7 separate regions of the Mus musculus genome follow, and regions 1, 2, 3, 4, 5 and 7 are each linked to region 6. A link is a loop called in an ENCODE intact Hi-C map of the cell type or tissue named here. Cell type or tissue: left cerebral cortex. All regions are shown on one strand. Region 1 has its middle 69 kb from the start of Gm32544. Region 2 holds the start of Tgfbr1 (transforming growth factor, beta receptor I). Region 3 has its middle 83 kb from the start of Gm46853. Region 4 has its middle 130 kb from the start of Gm46853. Region 5 overlaps Gm46853 (a long non-coding RNA gene). Region 6 holds the start of Nr4a3 (nuclear receptor subfamily 4, group A, member 3). Region 7 holds the start of Gm32487 (a long non-coding RNA gene).

What was found. Peaks named below come from ENCODE experiments on the same cell type or tissue, not always from the same donor. Only the 100,000 strongest peaks of a DNase experiment are listed, where the experiment ranks them.
Region 1: a loop joins it to region 6, with 6 times the contacts of the local background. A loop is called at or near these places in 2 of 42 quality-filtered maps.
Region 2: a loop joins it to region 6, with 9 times the contacts of the local background. A loop is called at or near these places in 4 of 42 quality-filtered maps.
Region 3: it touches region 6 in a loop (2.8-fold over the local background); 3 of 42 quality-filtered maps call a loop at or near these places.
Region 4: a loop joins it to region 6, with 10 times the contacts of the local background. A loop is called at or near these places in 6 of 42 quality-filtered maps.
Region 5: a loop joins it to region 6, with 5 times the contacts of the local background. A loop is called at or near these places in 11 of 42 quality-filtered maps.
Region 7: a loop joins it to region 6, with 5 times the contacts of the local background. A loop is called at or near these places in 12 of 42 quality-filtered maps.

What each region holds. Positions count from the first base shown.
Region 1 is chr4:47,705,589-47,709,588 of GRCm38, reverse strand. No RefSeq gene overlaps it. Among named protein-coding and RNA genes, the nearest start is that of Gm32544, 69 kb to the right of the region's middle. In left cerebral cortex, no CTCF peak of the experiment used is centred here; DNase peaks (open chromatin) are centred at 1,412 and 1,999; H3K27ac peaks cover 765 bases.
Region 2 is chr4:47,349,600-47,353,599 of GRCm38, reverse strand. It overlaps Tgfbr1 (transforming growth factor, beta receptor I), which reads right to left and starts at 378. Exons shown (of 9, transcript NM_009370.3): 1 at 204-378. The coding sequence starts at 288. Gm32435 (a long non-coding RNA gene) reads left to right here. Exons shown (of 3, transcript XR_390551.4): 3 at 1-1,286. In left cerebral cortex, a CTCF peak has its summit at 1,980 (motif pointing right); DNase peaks (open chromatin) are centred at 72, 515, 1,351 and 1,993; H3K4me3 peaks cover 1,660 bases; H3K27ac peaks cover 1,043 bases.
Region 3 is chr4:47,869,361-47,873,360 of GRCm38, reverse strand. No RefSeq gene overlaps it. Among named protein-coding and RNA genes, the nearest start is that of Gm46853, 83 kb to the left of the region's middle. In left cerebral cortex, no CTCF peak of the experiment used is centred here; DNase peaks (open chromatin) are centred at 1,297 and 1,579.
Region 4 is chr4:47,818,022-47,822,021 of GRCm38, reverse strand. No RefSeq gene overlaps it. Among named protein-coding and RNA genes, the nearest start is that of Gm46853, 130 kb to the left of the region's middle. In left cerebral cortex, a CTCF peak has its summit at 3,103; DNase peaks (open chromatin) are centred at 1,244, 1,747, 3,075 and 3,458; H3K27ac peaks cover 327 bases.
Region 5 is chr4:47,945,380-47,949,379 of GRCm38, reverse strand. It overlaps Gm46853 (a long non-coding RNA gene), which reads left to right. Exons shown (of 3, transcript XR_001784289.2): 2 at 663-858; 3 at 1,282-3,201. Among named protein-coding and RNA genes, the nearest start is that of Gm46853, 6.6 kb to the left of the region's middle. In left cerebral cortex, no CTCF peak of the experiment used is centred here; DNase peaks (open chromatin) are centred at 571, 1,233, 1,913, 3,768 and 1 more place; H3K4me3 peaks cover 726 bases; H3K27ac peaks cover 819 bases.
Region 6 is chr4:48,041,380-48,045,379 of GRCm38, reverse strand. Nr4a3 (nuclear receptor subfamily 4, group A, member 3) reads right to left here and starts at 75. Exons shown (of 8, transcript NM_015743.3): 1 at 1-75. In left cerebral cortex, CTCF peaks have their summits at 545, 1,825 and 2,461; DNase peaks (open chromatin) are centred at 981, 1,907, 2,463, 3,386 and 2 more places; H3K4me3 peaks cover 3,804 bases; H3K27ac peaks cover 3,564 bases.
Region 7 is chr4:47,599,383-47,603,382 of GRCm38, reverse strand. All of the region lies in intron 2 of Gm42284 (a long non-coding RNA gene), which reads left to right. Gm32487 (a long non-coding RNA gene) reads right to left here and starts at 473. Exons shown (of 3, transcript XR_390552.3): 1 at 1-473. In left cerebral cortex, no CTCF peak of the experiment used is centred here; a DNase peak (open chromatin) is centred at 1,534.

The sequences.
Region 1 (4,000 bases), 340 kb after region 6:
TTTAGCGAAGAACTAACTCATGGGTAATTTTTTTCTGGTTTGTTCACTTCTTTATTGTGTGATATGTATGCATAAATGCACATGTGCAAATACACTCATCTGTAGGCCTTGTGGAGACCAGAGGTCACTGTCACATATCTTCCTCTATTACTCTCTAACACACACACACACACACACACACACACACACACACACACACAATGAGAGACTCTGTATCTCACTGAACCCGGAGTTCAACCTTTAGACAAAACTGCTTGGCCAGTGAGTACCTGAACTCCACCAGGCTCAGTGCCCCCATCAGGAATGGAGTTAGAGACCTGGATTATCATGTGTGCTTTTCACATATGTGTTAGGGACCCAATCTCTGCTCCCCATGCTTGAACAGCAATTACTTTACACATTAAACCATCTCCCGTAGCCTTAGTATTTATTATTTTTCATACTTTGTAAAAGTTATGTAATAATATAATTATATGGGAAGATAAATTCTGGGTGTTTTCTAATTTTATAAAATTAGACATATAATCTCATGGTGAATCAAAGCCTTCCTTTTTAATCAACATGTTCTAGAAGTTTATTTTCTTGCATGGTCTAGAACTTTCTTGCACATGTACAAATGAGTGTATTTCCTGTTATACATGGGAACACAACACATCACATAGCAGTTGTTTGGTGGGTTTTCTTGTTTTATCGTCGATGTATATTGGACACAATTCTATGTCAGAATGCATAGCTTAACCTTGTCTTTCTAGACACTTCCATGATATCACATCATTTGCACACACCATGGCTTATCCTATCTCTTCTCCTATGGAAGGAGGTTTAGTTTATTTCCATTTTATTCCAAATAATGCTGCAATGAGCATCCTCTCACACATGTCTCATATATGCCTTCAAGTCCCCTGCCAAGTATCAGCAAGAAGAAAAACAGTTTCTTGATATCAGTTTCTACGATCAAATAGTCTTGTCTTTTGTTCCTGTGATGGCCCTCACAGGGTCCAGACTCCATCTGAAGCCTACCTTCTAATAAGCCCCGCCTTTCTTCACTTGTCCTGTTGTCTTTTGCATCCCATCTTGGCAGAAGACCTGAAGGTCCCTATGTTTCCCCTGATGCCATCACACTTTCCTTCTCCAGTGGTTTGAGACTCTTGTTACATACAAGCAGTCACAAAAGCATCCATATTCTTAACTTCACAAACTCTCAGGTAGGACACATTTTAGCTTGTGACCTACCTAGTCTGTCCTTTCTGGATGGCAGATGTTAAGTGGCTTTGAACTTGCTTGAACAGTGAGACCCAGATATAGAGAAGAATGAAAGATAGATAATTGTCACATTTCTAGCAAGAGTGCTGTGGGGCTGACTTCCCATCAGCATCAGCTGGGGGAGGAGGAGAGGAGCTGGGCTGCCTGCCACCATGTTTGGCATGGCTGGGCTTCCAGATTGCATCTATTTTTGTAGCTCTGTGAGTTGGGAGGAGATTAGAGGATAGTCAGATTTCCTGCTTCAGGTTGTAAATTGATCAAGAGGTGGAAAGGCTCTAGGTTCAGAGTCAGGAGACCTGGCTTCTGCTCCCAGGTTTCCCAGATACCCATAAAGAGACCTTGGGAGAGTCCCTTTCCTAACCCCATTTTCCCTCAGCTCTGAAAAAATAAAGAGAGAGAGAAGTTGTGTTAATCAGCAGGAATGTCCTTTCATCTCTGACATTGCACAGCTTTGAGGTTCCAGAAAACATATCCTGCTTTGTCTTAAACTTTCTACACTATGAGAACATTTACCCATGTATCAAAAAGACTTAATAGAAGTACCTTTATTGATAATTGTGTGTAAAGAGGAACTAGGAGTCAAGTCTTCACCTTCACCTGTGATCTCTCTTCTGAGCTTTGCCTTCAGTGGTGACAACAGAGACTTGCTGCACAAGATTCCAGAGACACGTCACACATTCTAGACAAAGCTGTCCAGCTTCTTGGATGCACAGAAGCCTGCCTGTGCCCCAGAGTAGCCTGTGAGCCTCTGAACAGGATATCATTCTGCACCCTACACACTAAGGTGTCCAGTCCTTTTTGAGACTCCAGGGTCACACATTCTGGGTATATTAGCACATGTGCACCTCATGCTCCAGGTCAATCTCCTTGGCTACACTCGCCCGAAAGCACCTCTGGGCTGTTCCCTGCTGAGCATTTCCAAGTATCTCTAGAGGCCACAGCTATGACATTTCTTCCTGGAGAATTTCTATACCTATGATGCCCTATGAGTCTTTCCCTGTCTAGGTATCCTTGTGCAAAACAGGAATGAGTGGGTGGTTAGAGTCTTCTTGGAAAACTTTGGGGTATTTTGTTTGTTTGTGCTCTCTCCCTCCCTCTCCCCTGACCCCTCCAAGATCCTTTGACCTCTTGAGAAACTGTCAAGTTAAGCTTCTATATTCATCTGTTTTCCATCAAGGTACCTGAAGTGTTTATAAAGAGCAGAAGGTTCTTTGGCTCCTAGCCCTGGATGCTAAGAAGTGTAAGGGCATGATGCTGGTGTCAGCTTGGCATCTGGTGAGGACCATCTTGCTGTAGAAGAATCATAGAGCAACTGTGCTGGCTTGAGTCTCTCTTCCCGCTCTTCTGGAGTCATCAGTGGCACCGTAGAGCCCCATGCTCGTGATCTCACTGAATCCTAATTACCTTCCCAGGCCTCACCTCCAGATGCCACCAACAGATCAATTTGGCACATAGGCTGACAAAACTTGAAGAATTCGTTCAAGCCATAGTAACCAGCTTAACACATTTTATTCTTTTTTTTTTTAAATGGCCTATAAGACAAGCCTTAAACATTTACCTTTAGCAATATACATAGATGTGCATGCCTATGCGCACACACGTACAACATGAGCATAAAAACAATTCCTGTGCAATAGCATTTCTTCCCTAACCAAAAAAGATACTGGGGAAACAAAGAGACTGAATTCCAAATGACAATAGCAACATGCTGTTGCTACAAACACTATGACAATTGCCTGTGTTACAGGAACTCACGAAGCTCAAGAGCTTCACCTCTTCTGTCACTGCTGTAATCCCAGCCATGTATACCCAGTGTCTGAGATCCTGATGCTGTTACTCCGTTGCACTGTGCAGTCAAAGTAACTGAGGCCTAATGATTAAAACCATAGAGCAAATATACATCAAGGCTGACGCATTCTCCAACATGGTCTCAGTGGGGACAAGTGTCCCCCCACCCCCAACCTACTTAAGGTGAAAGATCACATCTTGCCTTCTTAAATTCCTATGGTGAGTTGGCATGACAAAACAGCGGTCTTTTGTGAGTTGCAACCCTTGTACGAATTCCACAGATTGTACTGGTACAAGCCTGTAATCGGAGCCCTGGGGAGGCTGAGGATGAAGGACTGCAAGTTTCAGGCCTGCATTGATGATATAGGAAGACACTGTCTCATAGGGGAAAAATCCACTGAAGGAAACAGTAAGTTTTCCTACAGAAACGAACAGCGTCCCACACATGACCCCTCAGAGGCACATGAAACTGGAAATACAGAAGTAGAAGTGGCTGCCATCATCTTCAGCTCTACCACCCTTTCCTTTCCTGAGCTGAGATGCTAGCAACCCAGGGGAGGGCCATAGTTACTAACTCCCCAGTGAAAACCTGCCACGGCTTCGAGTCTCTAAGGGCACTGCACATTTCAGAAAGTCTTATTAGAAATTATCTTCCCTGACTCACTTCTGAAGACGCTAATTTGTTGCGAGCACTTCCCCGAAGATAGTTGATTGCTATTTGGCAACACCACCACACGGCTGCTCCTCACGGCAGACGCAGGAACAATAATCAAATGTTAAGTTTCTCAAGAACCTTTCTTCCAAAGAAAATCAAACCACTTGCCCTTTGTTATCTCAATTATCTGCAAAGCATCTTGGGAAGAGCTTGTTTATCCCTATCAGAGAAGGGGGTATGACTGAAAGCACCTCCCATTTAGACGACCTGGGTCTGAATCTAGCACAACTACTC
Region 2 (4,000 bases), 690 kb after region 6:
TCCGCCACCCGCGCTCGACACCGCCCCCGCCCCGCCTCTCCTCCCCGCCCCGGCTCGCGTGGCGCCTGCCGGGTCAGGAGCGCCCGGCCGGCCGGGCGCCGCCACCTGCGCCCCCGGCCCCGCGCCATGTTTGAGAAAGAGCTGAAGCGAGCCAGAGGCCCGGCCCGGCCCGCGCGCCCCGCAGCCACCCGCCCGCCACTCACCCTTCGCCCCCGGGAGCAGCGTCGCCGCCGCCACCAACACGATGAGGAGCTGCGGACGACGTGGAGCAGCGGCCGCCGCCTCCATGGTCCCGCCGCCACTGTTTGTGGCCCGGCCCGGCCCCGGCCGCAGCTTCTCCTCAGGAAGCCTCGCCCCTCCTCGCCCCACCTCCCCGCCGCCGCCGCGGCCTCGCTCCGGCCCTTTGTAACTGCTCGAGGGGCGTACGCCCATTGGCTGCCCGGCTCCCGCCGACCCCGCCTCCCCCGCCGCCCGCGAGCGCCCTAGCGGGACCTAGCCGAGAGCCCCGCCCGCGGGGCCCTGGGCTACCAATGAGCGGCCGTGGGTTTCTGCCTCTAACCACGCCCCCGCACTGCTGGGCCTCTGACCACGCCCCCTCACCGCTGGGCGCCTTTACTCCAGCCACAGCGGGCAGCTCGCGCTCCCGCGGCGGGTGGGGGCAGGGTCCCAGTCTGCGCGCCCGAGGGAGCCCACGGTCCCGACTGAGCGCAGGGTGTGCCTGTGAGAGTTGCTCAGGGAAAGACTGTGACCGTTGCACGCTCTTTTCTTCTACTCCAACCCCACCCTGACTTCCCCTGCACAGTCCTGCACCCGCAAAACCCAACTCTCGCCACTCGGACCCTCAATATTGTCCGGGGTTCAACTTCCCCCACCCTAGACCCGCGGCTTCCAGCCTCCCCGCAAAGACAGTCCGATTTCTTTCTGCACTCCACGTCCGCCCCAGACCTCGTCGTCCTCTCCCCAAATTCCAGTCTCAAAGTCGGAGCCCAGTTTCGGAATCCCAAGGTGGAGCTCAGACACACCCCCGAGTGGCCTCTGTGTCTCGGCACCGTAAAAAGACCCAGACTAAGGGTCCCCGCCGCCCTCCTTCCCTCCCACCTTTGCTGTCCCCGCGTGGAAGCGGAGAGGCCCACGGGTTTCGAAGGAGGGAGGATTGCCCTACGAAGAAGCATCCCGCCCCGGGGCGAAGCGGGAGCAGTCATAGGTACTTTGAGTTGTCTCCGACACTCCTGTGTAATAATTTCGAGGTGTCACTAAAAACCCAAATAAACTCAGCTCCGCTTTCATTCTGAATTCCTAATTTACTGTGAGACGCTCCACCCACCTTCCCTCTGGGACGCCAAAATGAGCTCCAGATTTGTAATTCTTCCTGTCAGACTAGTCCTTTCTTCAGACACAAACACAGTCACGGAGGCGGCCGCATGGCACCGACAGCATTTTTCCGCAGAACCTTTTAAGGAGAAAATGTTATTTTCTGTGTGATTTGAACTCGGAATTAAATAAAGCTCCGTAGTAGGAATCAGCCGGCCTCTAGTAGCTGTTGGTAAATTGCTTTATAGCCACTTTCCAAGAGTTTGATCCTGCTTATGAAAGCAAACCGTGGGGGCTAAGAGCTGGGGTCTGAGACTGCTCCTCGGCTCCAGCTAGGACACGCTTCAGCAAGTCCTCAACCTGCCAGAACCTGAACAGGCCTGCTCTCTGGGACTCCAGAACCATCAGTTCCTGCCTCCCCTGGCTCCCCTGGCCCCCCTGGCTCAAATGCCCTGAGGTTACAGGGACTAAATTTGACCAGCTTCTAATGAAATCTCTCTGGGAGATATAAAGAGCCTGACACACCTAAAATCTCCAGTGACTGCCCCCGCCTCACCCCCACCCCTAAAGCCTTGTACTTCCTAGGCAAGTACTCTACTCATAAGCTATACCCCCAGCTCTTGTGCTCCTATGTGCACCGTATGCAAGTAGTGCTTGTGGGGTCCAGAAGAGGGCGTCCAATCACTTGGAACTGGAGTGACACCTGGAGTGGAACTGTGAGCCACCTAACAAGGATGCTAAGAACGGAACCACTTCCTCTGCAAGAGCAGCAGTCTCTTAACTATTAACCTATCTCTCCGGCCCCCAGCCCTTGGTTTTTAAAGATGGGGGTCTCACTATGCAAACCAGGCTAGACTGAAACTCGGAATCCTCCTTCCTTAGTCCTCCACCTCCCCTCCCCCAGGCCTGGGGTTGCAGCCACATGCCAAGATGCCCCCCCTATTTTTCTTTTTCTGATCTAGTCTGTGTCTTGCATAAGATCTCAAGAGATTTTTATGCTATGCATGAATAATTAATCTCATAGGAATTTTTTCTCTGGTTATCTTTAATGGGTTGCAAATATTAAAAGCTCCCATCCCACTTATAAATGGGACTGAATCACAAGTCCAGAGTGCCTTAGTGACATAATGTGTCTGGAACAGTGTCTGGGACATAGTAAATATTTAGTTAATACCATTTACTTTGCCCCCTCCCCTTTGCATGATGTTAACCTTGAGTCTAACCCAATGCTTTGCCTTATGAAGCCTGTACTGATCAACATGAGGATTTTTTTCTGTGACACATTTCCTAGTCCAGGACATTTTCCATGGAATGAAGTGTGTTCACTTGGAAACTGAGGAACAAGAAGGAGAAACAGACTATTTTTAAATTATATCTTTCTGATATTAGGGGGAAATTTCCATGAGCTACAGATCTGAAAACAAGCTGTGTTAGAATGAAACAAAACCTGTCCATTTAAATTTGGGACTCTCTACAGTTTTTTGGGTTCAGCTGCTTGGGTCTGGGACCTGGAATGCCTGCTTAAGCTCCTCTGGAGGCAGTCCAAGAATATGCATCGCTAATAAACTACTCAGGAGGTTCTACTGCACAGGGCACCTGACCACTTCAGAAGACATTCACCTGCTTAAATATAGTAAAATGAATGAACCCACCTGTGTTGAAAGGTTGAGCCAAAGGTCGAAGCCTCCAGCCTTAGAGACTTCTGGACCCTCGTGATCCTAACATTCTCTAGATATGGGTCTGGGCTGCCTGATTTCTACTCACTCCCTAGCCTCAACACTCATTCCACCTTCTGTTACCCCTCCCCCCCACACACACACCTCCCGTCCACCCTCCTTGTGGCAAAGTAAGAATTATCTTACCTATACACACAGTTTTGTTGTGAGGCCTAAATGAGTGGTTGCCTGTAGACAGTCAATCACAAAAGTTCATTCCCATCTTAGTCTCCACAAATTCTCGGAAGGCTCATAGGATGCTCACTCTAGTGCCTTGATTTAAAGGGGAAGAGAAAGAGGATCATCTTTCAGCAAGTTGGCTCTGGAGCTCTGTCTGAGAGAAGTACTCTAGCCCCTTGCCCTCTACCCGGTAAACCCTCAGCCTTTACGCTGAGTACATTGCTCTTTTCCCTTTGGGCAATTCTCTTAACGAAGATACTTTCTCCGAAACAGAGAGCCAAAGGTTCTAGTTCTCTCATCTCTATCCATTTCTAGAGTGGCTTGGTAACAGAATCCTAACTCCTTCAGGGAAAGCAATTTACCAGGAGGGGAGGGGGAGGGGTTCAATTTGTTCAGCTCCACACTTGAGTGAGCATGCAGCAGGGTTCAGTCCAGCAAAACGGGAACAGGAATCGCTTTCCTTCCCGGCTAAGTTTGTTCCCCCTGTGATGACTAACCTTGGCTGTCAACTTGAATCTACTAAAACCCAAGCTGCTAGCCACTCCTGCGAGTGCCTTTTTGAGCAGATTATTTGCAATGGGAAGACTCACCCTAAATGGCATTTGTTTTGTTTTGTTTTGTTTTGCTTTGCTTTGCTTTGCTTTGCTTTGCTTTGCTTTGCTTTGCTTTGCTTTGCTTTGCTTTGCTTTGCTTTGCTTTGCTTTGCTTTGCTTTGCTTTGTTTGCCTGCTTGCCCTCACTTTCACCAGCAAGTCCAAGGATCCCATTACTGTAGCCTTCCTTCACCCACTTTAG
Region 3 (4,000 bases), 170 kb after region 6:
TGTAAGCTTTTTTGTGTGTTACTTTCATATTTTGCAACAATTATTATTACATTCGTTTGTCTACTGTTTTCAATATTTTTGGTGGTGTCTTTAGAATTTTATGTAAGATAATCTCATTTAGAAATAAAAATTAGTGTATTTCCTTTTTGTTCTGATTCGGGTTTGTTTTAGTGGCTATCTTTGTGTTAAAGAGAAATGCCGTTTCCTTCCTTCCTTCCTTCCTTCCTTCCTTCCTTCCTTCCTTCCTTCCTTCCTTCCTTCCTCCCTCCCTCCCTCTCTCCTTTCCTTCCATTCTTCCTTCCTTTCTCTTTACTATAAACTACACTGTTAGCTGGGCAGTGTTTGAATTACTCTATGATTTAAATGTATTTTCACTTTAACTTGTGTTGAAATTTTATTGCCAGTACATTATGAAATGAGATCTGAAGAATTACTTAGGATGTAAGGATTCTTCCTTCATGAGTGGGATTAATATCATTATATGAAGGTGTGCACTTTCTCTCTCTTTGCCCCCTGTCTCTCTTCCTCTCACTAGCAGCTGCCATCTTGAGCTAGGCTTCCTACCTATCACAGCGCTATGAGAGAGTACATTTCCTTCTGTACTCCCTGGATATCTCAGATATTCTGTTACAGCTCAAAACAGAGTAAGACAGGGTGTCTTTGTCTCCTTTAAAAGATATAGATTCTTTCTCTTGAGTTCAAGGCCAACCTGTTCTACATAGTGAGCCAGGGTTAGGGTTACATAGAGAGATGCTATTAGAAAGAAAGATCATTAATGTGTTAAAAACAAAATCTCTCTACCATCCATGCATGGGATGGAGAACCGTGGCAAGCAGTAAGAACTGATACATAAAGTGTTTTCTCTTAACACTTCTTGATTTATGTAGCTTGAGATTGGGTCTCAAATAGCCCAGGCTGGCTTCAAACTCTCTGTAGAGATTGCTTGGCTTTGAACTTCCAATTCTCCTGCCTCTGCCTTCAGAGTGCTAGAATTAAGAACATGTACCACCCCACACACCTTAAAGTGCATTTAAGGTTTTTTTTTAAACCCATTTTATAGTTGGTAAAGCACCTTTCAAAGCTATTTTCAGTCAAATCTCATAAGGATGCTGTGAGACAGTCAAGGGGGCATGCGATGTGAATCCATTTTATATGTGCGAACATTAAGACTCCTGGAAGTCAACGCTGTCTTCAGGTCCCCGGGTTTCAGTGAGTTGCCTGGAAGTTGAGCCCAAGTCTCTTGCCTCTCAGTCCTATATTTATTGCACCGTGTCACAACCATCCAAATCAATTCCGAACTGAAACACTTCAGTGTGGAGTCTTTTCTCGTAGTTGGCTACAAATGATATATAATTTTAATAACATATGCTTATTTCCAGAGAAAGGATTTTATCTCCATTCTATGCCAATGTTATTTTAATGTGTGACATTACATAGCAGGCTGCATACTTTTCCATGAGAAAAAAAATTAGGAAAAAAAATGTTTGCATGTATCTATTTTGGAAGATCCATTCTAATTTAAGGAAGCGTGATGATTGAAACCCCAGACTTCAGAACAAATTAGAATAAAAATCTTTGTTACATCTTGACTCTTGCCTCCTTTGAAGAGACAAAGTCATTCTAAGGAGAAGCCTGTGGAAGGCTCTTAAACTTCCATCATGAATGTAGTGAATGAAGACGCAGGATAGGTGGGTGTCAGAACCTGATGCCTTTTCTTCCTCAGGGCTCATCACTGTCTCTGCTCCCAGGAGTGAGTCACTCTGTAACAATTGGAGCGACAGTCATACCCATCCTTATTTCTACTTAATCCTTCTGGATTTACAAAGCCCATTCCCAGTTACTTTTAATAAACTCTTGTGAGAAAGGCAGTCCGGGTTATGAACCCTATTTCCTAGCTATGACAATAGGCTCACCGATGCAAAGTTCTACCTGAATTCACGTGTGGCTTCCACTCTTTGGGCCTCCCTGTATGCCACTTTCTTTGGCCATGTGGTTGTGAGGAAGAGCGTTCTGAGAACTAGGAACGTTAAGCTTTACCCTGTTGCATTGTAAATATCACTGACCAGATTGCAATACTGAAGGAACCATGTCAAACACCGTAAGATAAAAATATAGGCTATAACTGTCATCTGCCACTGTGAAGTCTGCAGTAGGATTCGGGGGCTTAAATAATTAGAAACAAAGTCTGAGGCACGTTTATCTATCCAATTTCACTGGTGTTGTTTTTATAGCCAGTGGCATGTCTTCTCTTCTTGGTGCAATACTCCTAAGTGTCGATCACGTCTGATGCACCCACAGATGTGCATACACCAAGGCAGTAATGCCCGTGTGACATACCTGGATGTGCAGGTGCCAGTAGGGACCACAACATTTTCCACAAAGGTTACAAAGCAGGCTCCCAAAGCCAACACTGTTTCTAAAACAAGAGTCAGAATGCTGGTCTCCCAGGCCACGTCCATAGGCAACGTGAGCACAAAAGCGGCCCTCCAGGGTTTTAGAAACACTGTCCAGTTCCCTGGGTGGGCAATAAATCAGGATGTCTCAGCTTTGTTAGCCAAGGCTGGGGTGGTTGCAAGGGAGCCTTTCTCAGTTCTGAACACAGTCTCTAAGCCACACAGTGTTTCTTTCTTTTTCAACACACTGTGATTCTCATCTCGTAGCTGTGTGCTCTTTAAAAAAAAAAAAAAACAAAAAACAAAACGTGTCTACTTGCTAACACCCCTTTTTGGAATGGTAAGGGGCAGGGAGGAGGTTTTCTGTTCTTGGAGGTTTGGTTAAGTTAGCGGGTGAAGAGCCAGTTTGCGGTGTGCGTATGCTTTGCTTGTCATGATCCTGACACTGGGTCTGGGATAATCAGACTGTGCTTCTGCTCTGCGTGGAGATTAGGGACATTGGTGTGACTATTCTGGGGCAGCTGCTCTGCTCCACTCTGTATGGCCGTAGCATCGTCTCTGTGAATATATGTGGGCAGTGGGGCTCCACCTATGTTCTACAAGACTTTGAGGCCATCACTGTGGGCATGTGGGCATCACATTGGGCAGTGGGGCTCTACTTAGGTTCTGCAGGCCTATGGAGACATCACTATGAACACAGTGGTACAGCTGGGCTCTACCTCTGCTCTGCTGGTTTGTGGTCTATTGGTGTGAGCATCCTCATAGTGGCTCGGTTATCCACTCAGTCAGTATAGTCTTTCTCTTGCTTTTCATTTTTTTTATGGGCCTCTGTTCTCTAGAGGGAACAGCCAATGCTCACCAGGAGTAATCATGGCTTTGGGAAAGGTGGAAAGCAGGAGGGAAGGCAGATCTCTATAGAGCAGCATGCTGTGCCTTAAGTATGTGGGAAGGAGCAGGGTGGCAAGGAAAACAGCTAGAGTTCCAGGGTGGAGAAAGGAAAGTGACAAATGCTGGTTTCAGTTTGGCTATGCAATAAGATGCCCTTGAATTCCAAATGAGTAGGCGCGGGGGGGGGGGGGGGGGATGCTCTGCTTTGGCCCTTCTGCATTGTGTAATAGTAATACAGACCACGATTTCCCGAGACCGATTGAACATGAGTCTGTATGGGTGAACTGCCATACATACATAGTTTAAAAGTTGTCACTAGCCACTTTATTTTTTTAATGGTTAAAAAAGAAATAGGCAAAAGTAATTATAATATATCCAGTATAAGCTAACTGGTATCATTTCAACATGTTATCAATAAAAACGTCACTGAAGAGATTTTTACCCTTTCCCCCACACAGGCTTTAGGATGTGGGTTTGTTTTATTCTTACAGCACTGTTAGAAAGCAAACCACATTTAAGAGCACAATAGGTGTGTGATGCTACCTGGTTGGGCAGTGCGTCTTAGGCCCCGAAGGAGCAGGACAGCCAGGGTGGGAAGCCAATAGCTTCTGCTTTGGGAAGTAATGACTGGGAGATAGTGAAGCCAGTATGGCTGCTGTTTCCTAGATGACTTTCCAAAGCATGCCTTTTATTGTTTGCCTCTTTAAGTGGCTCCTTTG
Region 4 (4,000 bases), 220 kb after region 6:
TTAGCACAGGTATGCAATAAACAGAGCCTAAGCATGGTGCCTAGCCCTCCGTGGGGTTCACCATGTTTATTGCAAGGATGAAGACTGAACAGGCAAGTAAGTGAGCACAACAGGTTCCCCAACTACGTGCTGTGGTTGCTGCTACACAATACTTGTTGTCTGGTCAGCATATTAACAATCATGGACTGCTTTACCATCTCTAGCAACATCTCAAGGGCAGACATACGGGCCCTCTGTGGTCCTTAAGTTCATGTAAGCTTCTGTAACAGAAGTCTCTTCCTAGGAAAATCATACACAGGACATAGAAAGTCCACCATACAGGTTTAAAAATAGCTCTCTCTCTCTCCTTTCTGCCTCCAGCCTCAATTCCTTTGCATCCCTGCCCACAGCTGTCAGGAACTTGGTGTGATCGTACCTTGAACCACATTTGTCATGTGTTTTGCCTGTGGTCTTTCTATGGTCTGCAGGCTGGAGTCACTTCCCCCGTGGCTGTCATCCTTATCTTTCACTTCATTAATTCTCCCACTCATTTGAGGATTTGTTGAGTCCCTTAAAAGTCAGGCTTTGGGTCCTGATGAAACCCGAGGTCCAGAGCATAGACACAGCCTCACCTCATGGAAAAAAAAATAGTAGTAGATGAAGCTCATTCACATGATGGTGGAATGGTAGTTTTGGTGCTTGCCACAAAAAGGGGGAAGGGGAATCATGGGATGACGAGGTTGTTCAGTGGGAATTCCAATCTATTTAGAAGTCAAAACCAGCTTCCCCAGTGGGGGCAAATAGATGGGTAGGGGGTGGAGAGAGCATGGTGAGGCATGCTTACAGTCTCAGCGTGTCGGAGGCTGAGGCAGGAGGATAGCATAGTTTAGACCTACTGACTGGGTCCTAGGCAAGTCAGCACTATGTGCTGAGACCGCTTTCTCAACAAAACCAAACAGAATGAATGAAGGTAAGGACTCTGGCAGAGGGCAGAGCACATGTAAACAGAAATCTACTTTCCCGGGATGTAGAAGGAGCTCAGACGGCTGGAATGGTTTGGCTGACTTGACAGCCTTCCAGTGGCCTCCTGAGTCCACTGGACAAGGCTTTGAACAAGGCCCCTTGCATCTGTATCCTTTGTCAGCTCAGCTCTCAGTCCCTCACCACCTTCCCCCATCTCCTCTCAAGTCTTGTACTGAGTTCCTCAGAAATAGCATAGTTATTTTTCAGGCACCTACATTTTTTCTCTCCCTGCCTACGACACCCCCATACCAGATATCTGCATATCTCACTGCCTCTCTACTCTGTTGTTGGTGTTAAAATGTCACCTTACCAAGAGAGCTCTCTGTCTACTACAGAGCCTTGTAGTACTGGCTGCTCCTCACCCTCTCCTTTCCCATGGGGAGTATTTTCAAGGCTCCCAGTTGGCTGCCTGAGGCCTTATGTGGTACCAAGCTCTAGACAGAATGTGATTTTTTTTCTACATATGCATATGTGATTAATTTATAAATTCAGCTTTTGAAAAGATTAACAGAACAACTAACAGTAAAATAGAATGATTCCAGTAGCTTATAGTAAAAGCTACTCATCACTAATGGGTAGTTCATTTCTAGAATTTTCCATGTAGTGTTTCTGGACTGGAGTTCCTTTCAGGTACAGAAACTATACAAAGTGAAAGTGAAGAACAGGGTGGCTCCCTGTACTGCCAGCCAACCTTCCCGTCCAGGCTGATGATATTCAATGACTAGTTTCTCTCTAGTACATTGGCCAGGCTGCAGATGATGGTACCTGTAGCTGGCTGTATCCTTCTCACTTAGACCTGGGCCTGACTCACAGAAGGCTCTGAGCTGAGCTGAGGTATGGTCACTAACAGCTGAATAGGAAGAGTGTCACAGAGCTGATGCCAGAGGCAGCTGGAGCCAGATCTTATGGTTCTCATATCCTATCCCAATACCTATGCTCTTCCTGCCTTTGGGCTTTGGTCCTGCTGTGAAGACATTTTCCCTGTCCTGCTCTGTGGATAGAACTCCATTGGAGATCATGCCTCTCTCTCTCTCCTTTACTACACTTATTTCATTTCTCTCTCTCTCTCTCTCTCTCTCTCTCTCTCTCTCTCTCTCTCTCTTCCTCCCCCCCATCACCGAGAGTATGCCTATCCTAAGATTGTGAGAGGCATACTGGTTACCACAAGAATGTGTTCAGAACCTAACAAGAAAGGTAACAGATGCTACACCTGTGAGTTGTTAAAATAAAGGACTAAGAAGTCCAGGACACCGTCTATAGGCAGGAGACACCTGGACATGACATCGTCTAGAGATGCCCATGAAGACCTGATCTGTCACCTTTGTCACCTTACAGAAGGGGAAACTGAGCCCAGGAAAGCCCCCTGCTTCCTCTACTTTAGTTTCTGGATCTAGTCCGATGTCCTCCTGCCTTTTCCTCAGTTTACCTAGGCAAGTTGCTGATGTGCCTCTCAGGCAGTAGTTTGCTGTTGTCTTTTCTTATTTATACCCTCCTTGTTTCTCAGAGCAGTTAAGGTCACTTGCAGGAAGTATTCAATAGAAAGGTATACTACGGGTAAAAAGGGGGAGGCAGACGGACCACAGAAGGTTTATACAAGAAGCTAGATATTGGTGAGGTAGAAAGAGAAAGGCACAAATGAAGAACAGACAAAAGATGCCAAGATTGCTGTTTCCCTATGCAAATGTGGTTATGAGCTTCCTGACAGCCCAGGTAAAAGGAGACATGAGGTCAGTTATATGGAAGGGACAAGCTAAGTCTTCCTAGCCCTTATCTCTAAAAGGAGTTTCTGGGTGGTGCCACCTTCTGAGGACAGTGGTGGAAGTCAAGCTTTGAGTGCCTTTGGCCCACCTTGGTTGACCAGCTGTTCAGATTTCTTCTCTGACGTGGTTGTAGCTGCTAGATTTATGTGAAAAATCTTAGATCCTCATTCTCACCCTGCCGTTACGGTGGGGTTCCCCCGATCTGCCAGCACTACGTTTATGATTCAACCTCTTAGAATACCACGGTTTTCAAAGACCTTAAAAGTCATCGAACCCAACATCCCCATCCCGCTCGCTTTTCGATGCCTGAATCGTCTCGGCAACAACCCCATCAAGTGGCCGAGCCAGGCTTTTGCATGCCTCTGTGAATGGAGCATTCACTGCCTTCTGAGGCACCTTTTCGTACCTGTCCCGGAAGTGACTTGTTCTGTTGGTTGACTTGACATCTGAATCCAGGCCTTAGTTGTCGAGAGAGAGAGAGAGAGAGAGAGAGAGAGAGAGAGAGAGAGAGACATTTCAGTACTGGGGAAAGACATCAAGACACACTGGCCTGCAGGAAGAATCTCTTTGGGAATCCTGAGCTTCATTAGAACTAGACTTTTGTTCAAATGAAGTGTTAAAATTAAAGCAGTATATATGTGAGTGGGGCCAATTGGCATGAACTCACCGCAGCATATGGTGTGCTTCCTTTTATATACATGTTTAGCAGCTAGTGGGTACCAAACCTCACACAGCTCTCAATTGCTAGCACTAATGAAGGATCTGTTTGCCTTTGAGGATAAAGATGGTATCATTGATTCACAGTTGTTTTTCCAGGAGCGAAGAGCAGATTTTTCCCTCCTCATTCAAACTCTCCTGCTAGGTCCTGTTCTTCTCTCCATTCCTGCTGCCCTAATTCAGGCCTCTCTGTCTCCAGCCACGGCTATTTACCTACACTTTCCAGTTTTCCAGCCTCCAGTTTTGGCCCCATCTGATCCAAGGCTACATTACCAGAGGGTTCTTTAGAAAGCACCTGATCTAAAGCCTGTCTGGTGCAACTCAAGCCCTCAAGTGTCTTCTCTTAAATGCAGTATGGTCCAGGCTTCTTAGTATGTTACATAGGGATGGCGATATCACAGGGTCACTTGTGGATAACTGTTCCTCATCTAGGGGCAGTTTGAGCCTTCAAAGAATCTGATGCTTTCTGAGACAAATTAACCACAGGACCCAAATCCAATCTCTGTTTGGAAGCAGCAGTG
Region 5 (4,000 bases), 96 kb after region 6:
CGATTTTCTCTCTTACTCTCCTGCTACTCTCAAGAAATAAATCATGCTTAGGTCACTTCAACTCAAGTGAGACTTTATTCTGTGAAGTGTGTAGTTTGTAAAAGGCTCAATGGGCTATTTTGGATCAAATAACTCTGTTTTCTTTAGCCATTTAAAATGGTCTATTTTCATTTTTTTCAGCCACTGCCTCATGAAAGGACCTAAGAATATCCCCAACTTAGTGTTAGATCCCGTAATTACATTTTCCCATTTTGAAAGCAGTTATGCAGTCCTTACAATAGAGTCAGCCCTGCTAAAAATAAACGCCAGGCAGTTCATATTAACTGTGTAATAATAACAGGCAACAAGGAGGCTCGGTGTCCAAATATGATGAAAACAGGAAGTTCGTTACACAAGCTGTTCTTTCCTGATAGATCTGAATTCTTAAAGCCTTAACTCAAAAATAATCCCTTCAGGTTATAAATAAAATCAGAGAATCGTCTCTTCTTTGTGGCTTAATGGGGATGAAATATCACAGCTAAATAAATGCACGGTTATGGATGGCTTGACGTGCCAGAACAGCCGGGGTTTGGGGGAGGAAGGAGTCTGTGTGGAGACCCTTGTCCTCACCCCTGGCTGCTGGAGGCATCTGCCTCAGGCTTTTTCCTCTGTTCTGAACCCAGGAACAAGTTACCAAGGAGACCTGCTTTCCGAGGACGCGATGGCAGCGAAGCAGAGAGCCTTCAGGTGTGGAGAAGATTTTTATTTTTCTCTGGGGAGAAAAAAAATATCCCTAGAGGAAAAAAAAAAAAAAAACACACAACTCCAAAGGCCATTCAGATAGCATCCTGCCTCCTCTGGGTCACAGTGCGTCCCAAGGTATGTCTGCTCCTCCCCTTAGCGCACGTCTCTTCCTTAGTGAGTGGCATTGGTTGCCAGGATTCACATGAGGTGGGCTTGGAGGTAGATTGTCACCAAGGCAGCCAGAGCAGCCTCCCTTCCTGTATACAAACCCCAGCCCTCCAGGGTGCTATGGCTCAGTGAGGAGGGACTTGGGACTCTGCCATCCACCTCTTCCAAGGGAACTTTTCATTGCCTATTGTCGTGGCTGTAAAAAGTGCTACGCGGCCCAGACAGTCATTCCAGCTTCCCTGCATTTTCTGTCACACAATAGAGATCAGGCTGGAAAGTGTAACCAAGTCTTGCCCACAAGATGGGGTTCAAGCAGGGAAAGGGATAAGAAAAATGTGTGTCGACGGTGGAGAGCAGACCTGACCCAGCGAATCTGGTTTCTTCTCCTAGGAGTGGATCAGCTGAGTCAGACTTTCCCGGAGGCAGAACAGCGTGGTTAAAAGACTGCAGCCATCAGTGATTCCAGCTTACTGCTTGCGTGGGGGTGGCGTACCTCTTCTTCCGGAGTGTGAACTTTTCTTTCACTACCCTGGTCCAGAAGCACATTCATGGAAGGGTATGTTCACTGTTTTCAGAGTAAAGACCCTCATCGAAAGGGTCACATCGTCAAGTCTCACCTTCAGAAACAGCCTCAAAATTCGGGCTTTTGATATTCTTTCCAAATGGGCTTAGATATACACTGGCTCTGATTGAAAACAAAACCAAGTCACACTTGACTCGAAACTTGTGCCCCTTGACAGGGTGACTGTATTGGGTGCTGTGAATTTTGTAATTTATACACTTGTGTATATCCATGCTTCTGTCATTATGTAACAATGTATCTATTCATATTAACTATTTAGGATCTATCCTAGATTTTGTAATGCAGTTTGGACATTTCTTCATTTCCTAAAATACTGATGTTCTCAGAACCTGGACCCGATCTGACCTATCTGTGACCCCAAGCCTGACCTTCTCTACCACTGAGCATCCCCAGGGACAGAAGCCAGGACTATGGAGATGTTCCCTCTCAGTGGACGGGTGCATATCCTTAAACTTATTCGTGCTGCGAACTCTCCCAGGCAGCTTGTTAGAATCTCTGCCCAGACCTAGTCTCTTGGCTCAGGGAGTCTGGGACTATTCTTTGGAAAATACTGCAACAGATTGTAGAGGGAATTGTTGGGAGAAGTCAAAGAGGGAGAGAGGCCTCCTTTGGGAAACAATACTGATTCTCTCTGGGAGTGGTGAGGATTCTGTCTGCCATGGGGAAATTTCACCTACTAAGATCAATAAAGAACAAAGGGACCTGGTGTGAGAGAGAAGGCAGGTGGCAGGGGATATCATTTCCCCAGGACACTGGGGACACATTTGAAGAAGCAGTCTGTGAGGGTGAGCAGCTATATCAGGGGGCTGTAGGAGAGAGGTGGCCTTTGGGGACCTCACTGTGGGAAATCATGAAGCCTCAGGGTAGAGCTACATACTAGGAAGTGGAAGATCTGTGGAGCCTGGTGTAGGAAGCAGCCCACACTTACCCACCATCTTTTGTAACAACAAACAGTAGTATTCAGCTGCAGTTGCTTACACGTGTGTGCATACTGGAGACCGACTTCTAGAAGACTGACTTTTTTTTTTAACAAAGAAGAAATATTAACAGTTCTTAGAGAAGGGAGGGAGCTATCCTGAGTATGTGGAAAGGACTGTTTTTATAGATTTCTGAGCTAAGTGGAGGGTGGTATCTCTCTGCAAGTCAACTGTGCCTGCCATCCCCAATACTGCTGCTGGGAGGGGACGTTTTATATGTGTAAAGATGGAGAGATATGCACTTAGGCTTCATTTCCATGGTCCACTGATCCCTCACAGAACTATCGGTAGATCCAACGCTCTTCCATCTCATGTTTTTGTACATTCCAAAACTTGTCACAAAGCCGTTCCTATGGGCACAGAAACTCGTCTGCTTTCTGTATGACTGAGTAGCTATCGGGTTCTCATTGGTTCTAAATATCAACGGTTTCTGTTACACAAAATTTTCTCGACTTTAAATTTCATGTCTTGAGCTTTCACTAATGATAGCAACTGTGCTCCATATTTTGGAGATTTCTGCCTAGCAACCTGACTGGGAGCCATTTGAGCAAGCATCACAGTCCTCGAGCTTTCTGGACGGCAACGCTCTATTGTTTCCTGACTTCCGCAAATTATCCAGGGTTTCGTTCCCCTCCTTTATAACAGTGGCAAAGTCATAACAACTCAATTGCTATTTTGCTTCCTTTGTTTCTGTCCCAGGTGAGGGTTCCCAAGGTATATATTAAAAAAAAAAGACAAAATAAATATTGCTTGCAGAACTTGTGCCTGTGTGTTTTGTATCCAGAGACTCAAAAGATAGCTTGTTGGAAGAAGACAACAGTTTAAAAATCATTAACATATATTGATTATGCATAGTGGGTTCATTATGGCATTTTCATACATGTGCATGATGCACTTACATTATACTCAACGCCACCAATACCTTTTCCTCACCAAATATTTTTAATGCCTAATGTATGTGGGACCAATTTTACATCCTGGGGACTCAAGGGTATCCAGAGCAATGCTCCCGTTCTTAGGGGACTAACGTTCCCATGGCAGGAAGAGACAGGTCATAGAGAAGTGACACAAAATTGGTGTGTGTGCCACTTATGTTAGTTACAGAACACATCTACAGCAAATCACGTTTAAGCAGAGACGTGAGAGACATGCACAAGGCAAGCGCATCCACATGAAGAGATTTCTTGGTGAAGGAAAACTCTTGTACCAAGATGTTGACAGGGACGACTGCCTTGTGTTTTCAGGAATGTCATGGCAACGATGACAGCAAAGTGGAATGGATGCCAGGGAGAATGAAAGGAGATGAAGCAGATGCTTCGTGGGGAAGGTCACGCAGCTTCCTCTGGCCGCAGCGAAGACTGAATACTTATTTCAAAAACATTTATTTTACGTGTATGCGTGTTTGCCTATATGTACATGTGTGTGTGCGTACCACATGCAGTGCCCACAGAAGCCAGAAGTGGGCGTTGGATCCCCCAAGAACTGCAGTTACAGATGGTTATGAACAGCCATGTCAATATCCAAGTTCTCTGCAAGAGCAGCTAGCCAT
Region 6 (4,000 bases):
GGGAGCCGGGTGAGAGGGGTGTGAGCGCGCGGGAGAGAGTGGAGTGTGTGTGCGGAGCGTGTGAGCGCGCGTGTGTCTGTCTGTGTGTGCAAGTGAAGGAGCGGGTGTGAGCGTGTCTGTGTATGGGGAGCGGAGGAGGAGCAGGCGCTGGAGGGGTGGGGGGCGGGAGGCAGGAGACTCGGCTCTCCCGGCTGCGCGTTCGCTCGCTCTCTCGGCACGTCATTTATGCCACAGGAGCCCTAGCAGCCTCTCCATAGAGTGCCTGGAATGCGAGACGTCAATGTGACGACATGGGACGCTACGTCACCCTCCTCCTCCCTCCCCTGGCCCAGCCGGTTCCGCGTGTGCGAGGGTGTGTGTGTGTGTGTGTGTGTGTGTGTGTGTGTGTGTGCGCGCGCGCGTGCGCGCGTCCTCCGGCCATTCTCACGGCCGCACAATGGAAACCACGGGGAGCTGCGGACCCCAGCCCTGAGGCTTCTCAGATTCGCGCGGCCAACCCCTCTGCACGGGAGCCGCTTGCCAGGGCGCCGGTCTACCAGAGGGTGCCGCAGCCCGCCCGCGGGTCAGGCGGGACCGCCCAGCTGTCAGGCTCCGGGTGGAGCAGAGTTGGAGGAGTGCTGCTGGCTCGCCTCCGAGGCTGCCCCGAGGCATCTAGCCAGGTCCAGGGGGTAAGAGAGAGGACAGCTCTTCCGAAAGGGAAGGCTACGCCAGCCAGCTTCTCCGAGTGACCTGGCAGTCGCAGCTGAAGGAGTCTGGCACCAGGCCGAAGACTCCCAGAGGTGCAGCTGTGCTTCCCTCATGCAATGGTTCTAAGGCTGTTTACGTCCCTCTGGCCCTCTGCGCCTAGGCTAATTTGCCTCTTCCTCCTGTCATGCTGTTAGTGTTTCACCCTAGGATGCAGACAGTTCCAGGGACAAGATTTTATTTCTTTTTACTTATGGTGTGAGGTTCTTGACTGGACGCTTTATAATCCAAAGAAGTGCACATCCAGCCACGCGCGCGCTGCACGAGAAACTATATATAAAACAAACACACCACACGTGTTGAACAGCTGAGTGAGTCTGACTGTTCCTCTACTCCCCAGCACCGGGTCAGACATGGAACTCAACTCGCATTTGAGGGTTGTAGATGCCTCCCCTTCCACCTCTCAAATGAAATATTCAAAATCAGTCAACAGGATTCATTAGGTTGTCTCTAGGGGATCTTAACTATGGTCTCCTGGGGCGGGGGGCGGGGGGGGGGAGGTACATTTGTCTTCCAAGTATGTAGAAAGTCTGGGCGACTGTATAAGGGACAGCGATTTTTTCCTGGAAAAAAATTTAGGGTGTCACTTTCTTGCTGAGAACAAAACAAAACAAATAACAAAAACAAAACAAAACAAAACAAAACATGTTTGAGTTAAGAACTCTTAGTTCCAAAGGTTGCTGCTAACTGAAAGTAACCTCTTTCAGAAAAAAAAATTTTTTTTTACGAAGACGTTAGAATGAAACAACACAGACAGACGCGGTCTCCAGTGGTCTGCTAGAATCTCAAGTGGCATTTTCTTTTGATCTGCCCCAACAATTGAGCGTGTGGGTGGCAAAGTTGGGGGAATAGGATCCCCTAGTCATAGCACATGCTTCAGAATCTAAGAAGGTTCGAACTAGGACCAGAAACTCGAAAAACAAAACAACACATGCATAGTGTGTCTCTCTGTCTACGCCTCCACTTTCACTTTAGCCGGCTGGTGTGCTTAAGACCGTGAGCGGACGCTCCGAAAGTTGTCCCAGTCCAGAGGAACCGAGCCCCCTGGCTGCGGGTGCGTTCCCATCCTAGCCCAGAAGGAAGGAGGGCGCTCCTACATTGAATCCATTCAAAGGCTGGGGGTTGGGGGAGCAGGACCTGGAGCCGCGCGGCGCTGACGCACGCGAGGCGCGTGATTGACGCAGGCGATGTTTCTAAATTGGGCGGTTGGCCGGGCCCAGGCGGCGGCGCGCGCGGCAGATAGCGGAGTAGATTCCCCTCGGTCACCCCCTCCCGTCTCCATTCAGCGCGGCGCGGCGTGGGGCGGGGCGGGGTGGGACGCGCGCGTCCGCGCCGGGATCCGGCGAACCAAATATAGACGGGTCCCAGCTATTTTTAGTGGGACGTCGGGCGCGCGCACGCGCGCGCCGCGCTAAGGGGCGCCCCGACTCTGCCCGGAGAGCGGACTGCCGAGTCGCCATCTTGTACTCGGTTCGACCCTGTCTGATGCCCGGCAACGTGGGGCCGAGGGTAGGGGGCTGGAAGGGAGGCGCGGGCGCGAGCGAGGCGCGCTGCCTGGGGTGCGCGCGCCCCGAAGGCCGAGCGCGATCCTCCCCATCTGCTCGCCCGGGCATTGCAAGCCTCTGGGCCAGGTCCCGCCACCGAGCCTGCCCGACCAGCCCCGACTCGCGAGGGGGCGGAGCTGCCTGCGGCCACCACTTCCTGAGAGCCGGGGATACCCATCCCGGACGTCACGGAGGAGTCGAGGCGGCGGTGGCGGCCCGGGGCTCAGCCTGCACTTGCATCATGGGTGCAGCAGCAGCTGCCCCGATCCTTTGTGCCTTTTTCCCCCTATTGAGTAACTGCTTTGTTAACTGAAAATACCATGACGGACCAGTGTGATCACCAGTTCCAGACCTCAAAGAAAGTGAAGCTGTCAGGCAAGAAGAGGGAGACTCCCCCAGCCGGCTGCGATGGTATCTGGTGGGTGGGTGTGTAGAGAAGCACTTGACAGTTTTCCACGTATTACTTCTTGCCTAACTCTTCACCCTTAAGAAGGTTTAAAAATAATTTTATTTCCATGCTGTAAAAATTTCATCTGTGTTCTGCACCCCACCCATTCTCCTTCACTTTAAAATCTCATGCAGAACTGGAATCACTCAATTCAGGAACCCTAAAATTAGGTACAATTTTTAGGAGACATGACATCTTTCCATGGAATTATAGAATGCGTTCCATTTTCTAATTTAATATGTGAAAGGTCCTTGCTCACTCGGTTTATTATAAAGTCACTAACTTTGTTCATGTGAATTGGAGGGTTCCGGTGTCCTGAGTTGAGACAGAAGTAATTTACCGGATCTATGATAATGCCACTTATGTGTGTGGTGGTAACAAAACCCCCGGTATCATGGACACTCCTGGATTGAAGGAGGATCTTCTCCGGCTCTTAGCACTTAGGACTCTATATAAACGGTGCTTTTTATTTCTGGGTAGTAGTATTGGGGGGGAAACACTTATCCTAGTTTACCTTAAAAAATAAATTTCACCCTTAGCTAGCTGGGAATCTCCAGGAGCAGATTTGATCTTTGAGTGGGTGTGCGTTTGGGGACCGATCCTGGCTATTTTTACATTACTTTCTTCTTGTGCTTTATTTTATATCCTTCCAGTCCTGAGGGTCACTCAGGTCACCTGCCCTAGTTCCTTAATGCTCAGTCAGGGTGAGCTAGTCTACTGTTCCTAGCTGGGGCTGCCTAGGGTGGAGAGCTGGATTCACTGTGGGAGAGTTTGCAGTGGTTATTGATAACTGACAAGTTTCTGAAACTCAGAAGAAAAGTCATGAAAGCAGAGCCAGGTCTGGGCACCCTCCTCTGCTCCATCCAAGGTCCCTAATGAAGGCAGCTCTTTCCATGAGCCAGACAGACTTTTTAAAGTATATGTTCATAGCTATTCTTTTCTGCACTTTAAAGGCCAGACTTACTACAAATAGAAAACAATATTCTGTGAGGCCTATGCAATGATTTAATTTTATTTTTAGAAATCTATATTACTTTTTTGATTACAATATTCTTAAGTGAAATTCAGTACTGGATACAACTATATCTCCTGTTTTCAGATACCAAATAGAATAAGTGCCTTAATCGGTGGCATAATGAAGACATCCCAGGTTTGGTCCTTTCTCTAGAAAAAAAAAAAGGACTTTCATGTATGTTCTTGCTTGTAATGTTAAGAAAGTAATTTCTGCTTTTTCAACAGCAGTCTGTTAGAAACTATCTATACA
Region 7 (4,000 bases), 440 kb after region 6:
TGTGTGTGTGTGTGTGTGTGTGTTCATGGAAACCATAGCTAACAAGGTTAGAAGAAAATAAGCAAGTGGGCTCAGCATTCACAGACCCAGGCACCTAGTAGAAGTTCGTTTGATCAGATCTTCCAAGGATAGCAGAGTTCTTCTGGTTGTTTTGATGAGGAAGTATTTCACGCTTTCTAGCACATGAGTCATTTATAGGAAGGGGGAATCAACCTGGATCACTTCCAGTGGTCAAGCACTGAAAGACACTTTGGATATCTGAACCCTCCAATGGTGCTTGTGGTGGTCCAGCCTACCTCCAAGTCTCAGGTGGGCACACTGAGCCCACCCACACAGGGACCCACTAACTCTTCCTGGGTCGTTTAGCTGGCCATGCTGATCCTGAAACCTCTGCATACAAACTGCACGCTGGCCCCAGGTTACCTTCCACCCCCTCCCAGTCAGCACTGTGGTGGTCTGCTCCCCCTCCCGGCCCATGTCCCCAACAAGAAGCCATTTTTCCCACCCAGGTACCCTGGCAGCACTCTTGGGTCAACTTCTCTGGATTCTGAACAGTGATGGATGTAAGAATCCAAAAGCCTGTGTAGGAAGCCTGGCAGACGCCAGGGTCCCAGAGAAAACCCTTGTGGTTGTGGCTTGTTCCCCCTCCTCCCCTCCCGCCCCCAATAATCCATCTGGTCTGTGGCTTCAGTGTAAAATATGCAGATTACATTTCTGAGAGCAAAGTGCACGGTGATGAGTATCTATACCAGGCTGCTTGGGAGACAGAATTCAGGGCCTGGGTTAGGGCTTCCTGCCCCATTTAGCTACGTTCCATAGGTGCCAGAAAACACGTGGAAACCAAATGCCCCCAGAGTGCCCAAAATCAAGACTTTAAAATTGCTGATGCAGGCTCAAACATTTCCTGCAGACGCTGATAATAGATATTATCTACTGGTGTCCTAGCATCCAGAACCCAGCAGCTGTAACCTTAGGACAAGCCACACTGCTTGTATTTCATTTCTTTCCTAAAGTGGAGATATGAGGAGATAAGGGAGGAGCTGGAGGGGAGGGAGAGGGAGTGGATTTGATCAAAAGGCATTATATTCCTGTATGGAATTCTCAAACAAGAAAAAATAAATAAAGATACTAGTATCACTTGCCTGCCCCTTTAAAGATTTGCAGCAATATTGAAATAAAAATATGTGTGGGTGTGTGCAGGGGTGTCTGGGTGTACTCACCCCGATGTATACATGTGAAGAGCAGAAGTCAATATCCTGGGTCCACCTCTACAGTTCTCTCTCTTTTTTTTTTAAGACATTTGCTCTTATTAAACCTGGAGACCATCCTTTCTGCCAGACTGGCTTGGGCAGGACCCCTCTGGAAGCCACTTGTTTATGTGGCCCTACCAAACACTGAGGCTACAGATGTCTGCCACCAAACCCCGCTTTTTATGTGGCTGCTAGGGACAGGAACTTAGACCCTAGTGCTTGCACGGTGAGCAGTTTACTCACTGAGTCATCTTCCCAAGGGAACTGCTTCATACGCAGGCAAAGGCAGCAAGGCCTTTAGTATGTTTCTGTCAGTAGTATGGGTAATGAATGAGGGCTCAAGAAAGCCAAGGGACTTGCCCAAAGTTACGCAGCAAGGAAGAGGTTAAAATGGAGGTGTTAAAGCCTTGACACCTTTAGCAGTGATGAGCTGTATTCAGTCCAGAAATGAGGACACTGATTTGGGATAAGTCCCATCACTCTCCCCAGCTGACCCCACCCCACCCCCTGCCCAGTATCTTTGTCTCAGGCTTCTCAGCAGTGTGGGCAGCCTGCCTCAGCCAGAGCAGAAATCCCAGAGCCCTGAAAGAAGAGCTGGTGTCATAAGGATTCTGTTTTCAGGATATGTTGGAAAGGTGAGAAGGAAGCTTGTCTTCCCATGGCTCGCGGCCAGGAACCAGTGGCAGGCCTGCCCCGGCTGGGAGCTGGGATGCTCCCCAGGTGCCCGGGCATCCCCAGGTCAGTGAGGCTGCCAGCAGTTTTCCAAAGCATTGGCTTCTCTCGGAAAGTAAATCATTGGTGCTTTGCAGGATACCGAGTGCTTTGTAGCTGCAGACAAAACCCACCCTGGAGTTGAGTCCACAGCCAGGCAGAGCTGTGCTGATCCCACATGGGGGCTGGTTGGATGGAGAGGAATCCAAGCTCCATGAAACTGCATCTTGGGGGACTCAAGAGGATCTCCATGGTTTAAACTTGATGCTTTGACCACACACTTTCCACTCCCCCCATCTCTCCTTCTCAGCCCACCTCTTTTTGAGGTCAGTTTCAGATTCTACTCCTTGTGTTTAACCAACTCTAGTTCTCCCTCTGAACAGGGAGTCATCTGCCCCACTCTTGGCTCTAAACACTCCCTGTAAGCATGTAGACAGCCTATGCTGGGCGTGTGTTGCGGATACAGTGCCCCAGCCTGCAACAGACTGGTTCAGAGCAACCACTGGGTTGCTTCCATTTCTTCTTCCAGTGGAGTCGGGTCTCTGGACTGAAAGGACATAAAGGGTGTTATAGATGCTGGGAGGGTGGGGCTCTCCGATAGGGACTCATGCACCCATCCCCAACTGCTGTTCCATCTTCACCTTCTAAGGACTCCTAGCTACCCACTTCCTCCAGAGAACGGCTCCAGAGGCTGGGGCTGCCTCTTTCCACAACTTCGCTCCTATCAGGATCAATGGCTAAGTGTCACAGCTTCCTCTCCTCAGAAAGGGACACCCCTTCATGGAGCTTTAGTCTCCATCGTGTCAACCCCATCGTCATGTTCCCCCAAGCCCCAACCAAGACTAACTCCTCCTAGACACAACTCAAGGTCAATTTTACTTTCTATTTTACCACTGAAAGTTCCATATCCCTAGATCGCCTTCAGTTTTGGCAAAAAGGGTCAATGGGCCAACCTGCGATGGGTCACAGAATTTAGCAGTTAAAAATTACAAAATTCCCAGTAAAAATTGCATGTCATTATACAGTTTTGGTAGAAGTCTATCTTACGCAATACTTGGGTCACAATTGTAATTTTTAAATGATTGTTTATTTGCAGTGAAATTTTATCTGGACATCCCATGTTTTATCCAGTAACCCATATATGAAAACATCTGTTTGCTGCTCCCCACCCCACCCCATCTCTGCTCCACCTTCCTCTCCCTTTGCCGATCTATCTTGAAGCATTCTTCCTCAGTGAACCACAAAGCACCTACATCCCTGCCTCAGGCTCTGCTTCTAGAGAACCTGAGTGGCCAGAGAAATCTCTCCCTATTCACTGGCTTTCTCAGAGCATGTCTCTTTGGCCCAATCCTTTAGACTTAAGCGGGTGGACAGGTCTAGGGACCTTCTGTGGATGTGTTTGAGGGCAAGCTACTAACTTTGCCTGTGTCCATGAAGAACCAGAAACTGCAGGGAAACAAAGGTATCCAATATCCTTGTGAGCATGTCTACCCATATCAGAGCTGACTTGGGGGGCTAGTGTCTGAGCCTTGCTTTAACATGCTGTAACGTGAAACCTGGATATAACAAACTCTAGGGACCTCCCATCCACAGCTCAGTGAGATTTGGACCTTTCCTCAGCCTGGCAGTCTTGTTCAGTTTGTAAAGTACTGGCGCCGGTACTTGGCACAGTAGTAGGTAGTACTCACTAAGCATTTAGTGTTATTAGTATTTGTTGTAAACAGTGACAGCAGATGACATCCGCTGTTCCCAGATGGGGGAAAGTGAAATTAAGATTGCGACCTACAGACCTCTCACTGCGACTGACTGCAGCACAAGGCCAACCAAAGATGGAGTGGGTTGCCTGGCAAGGTGGTGCTCTTTCCATCATTCACAGGGAAGAGAGAAGGAGGCACGACATTTATCTTCCTGCCAGTGACAGATAATTTCCATTCATCATCGTCTTTAATCAAACACAGAGATGTTCTGGCAGAAGCTAGGTGACAATTTGGAAGGGCATGCCAGCCTCTGAGAGTCCTTCCTGGACAGACCTGAGATCC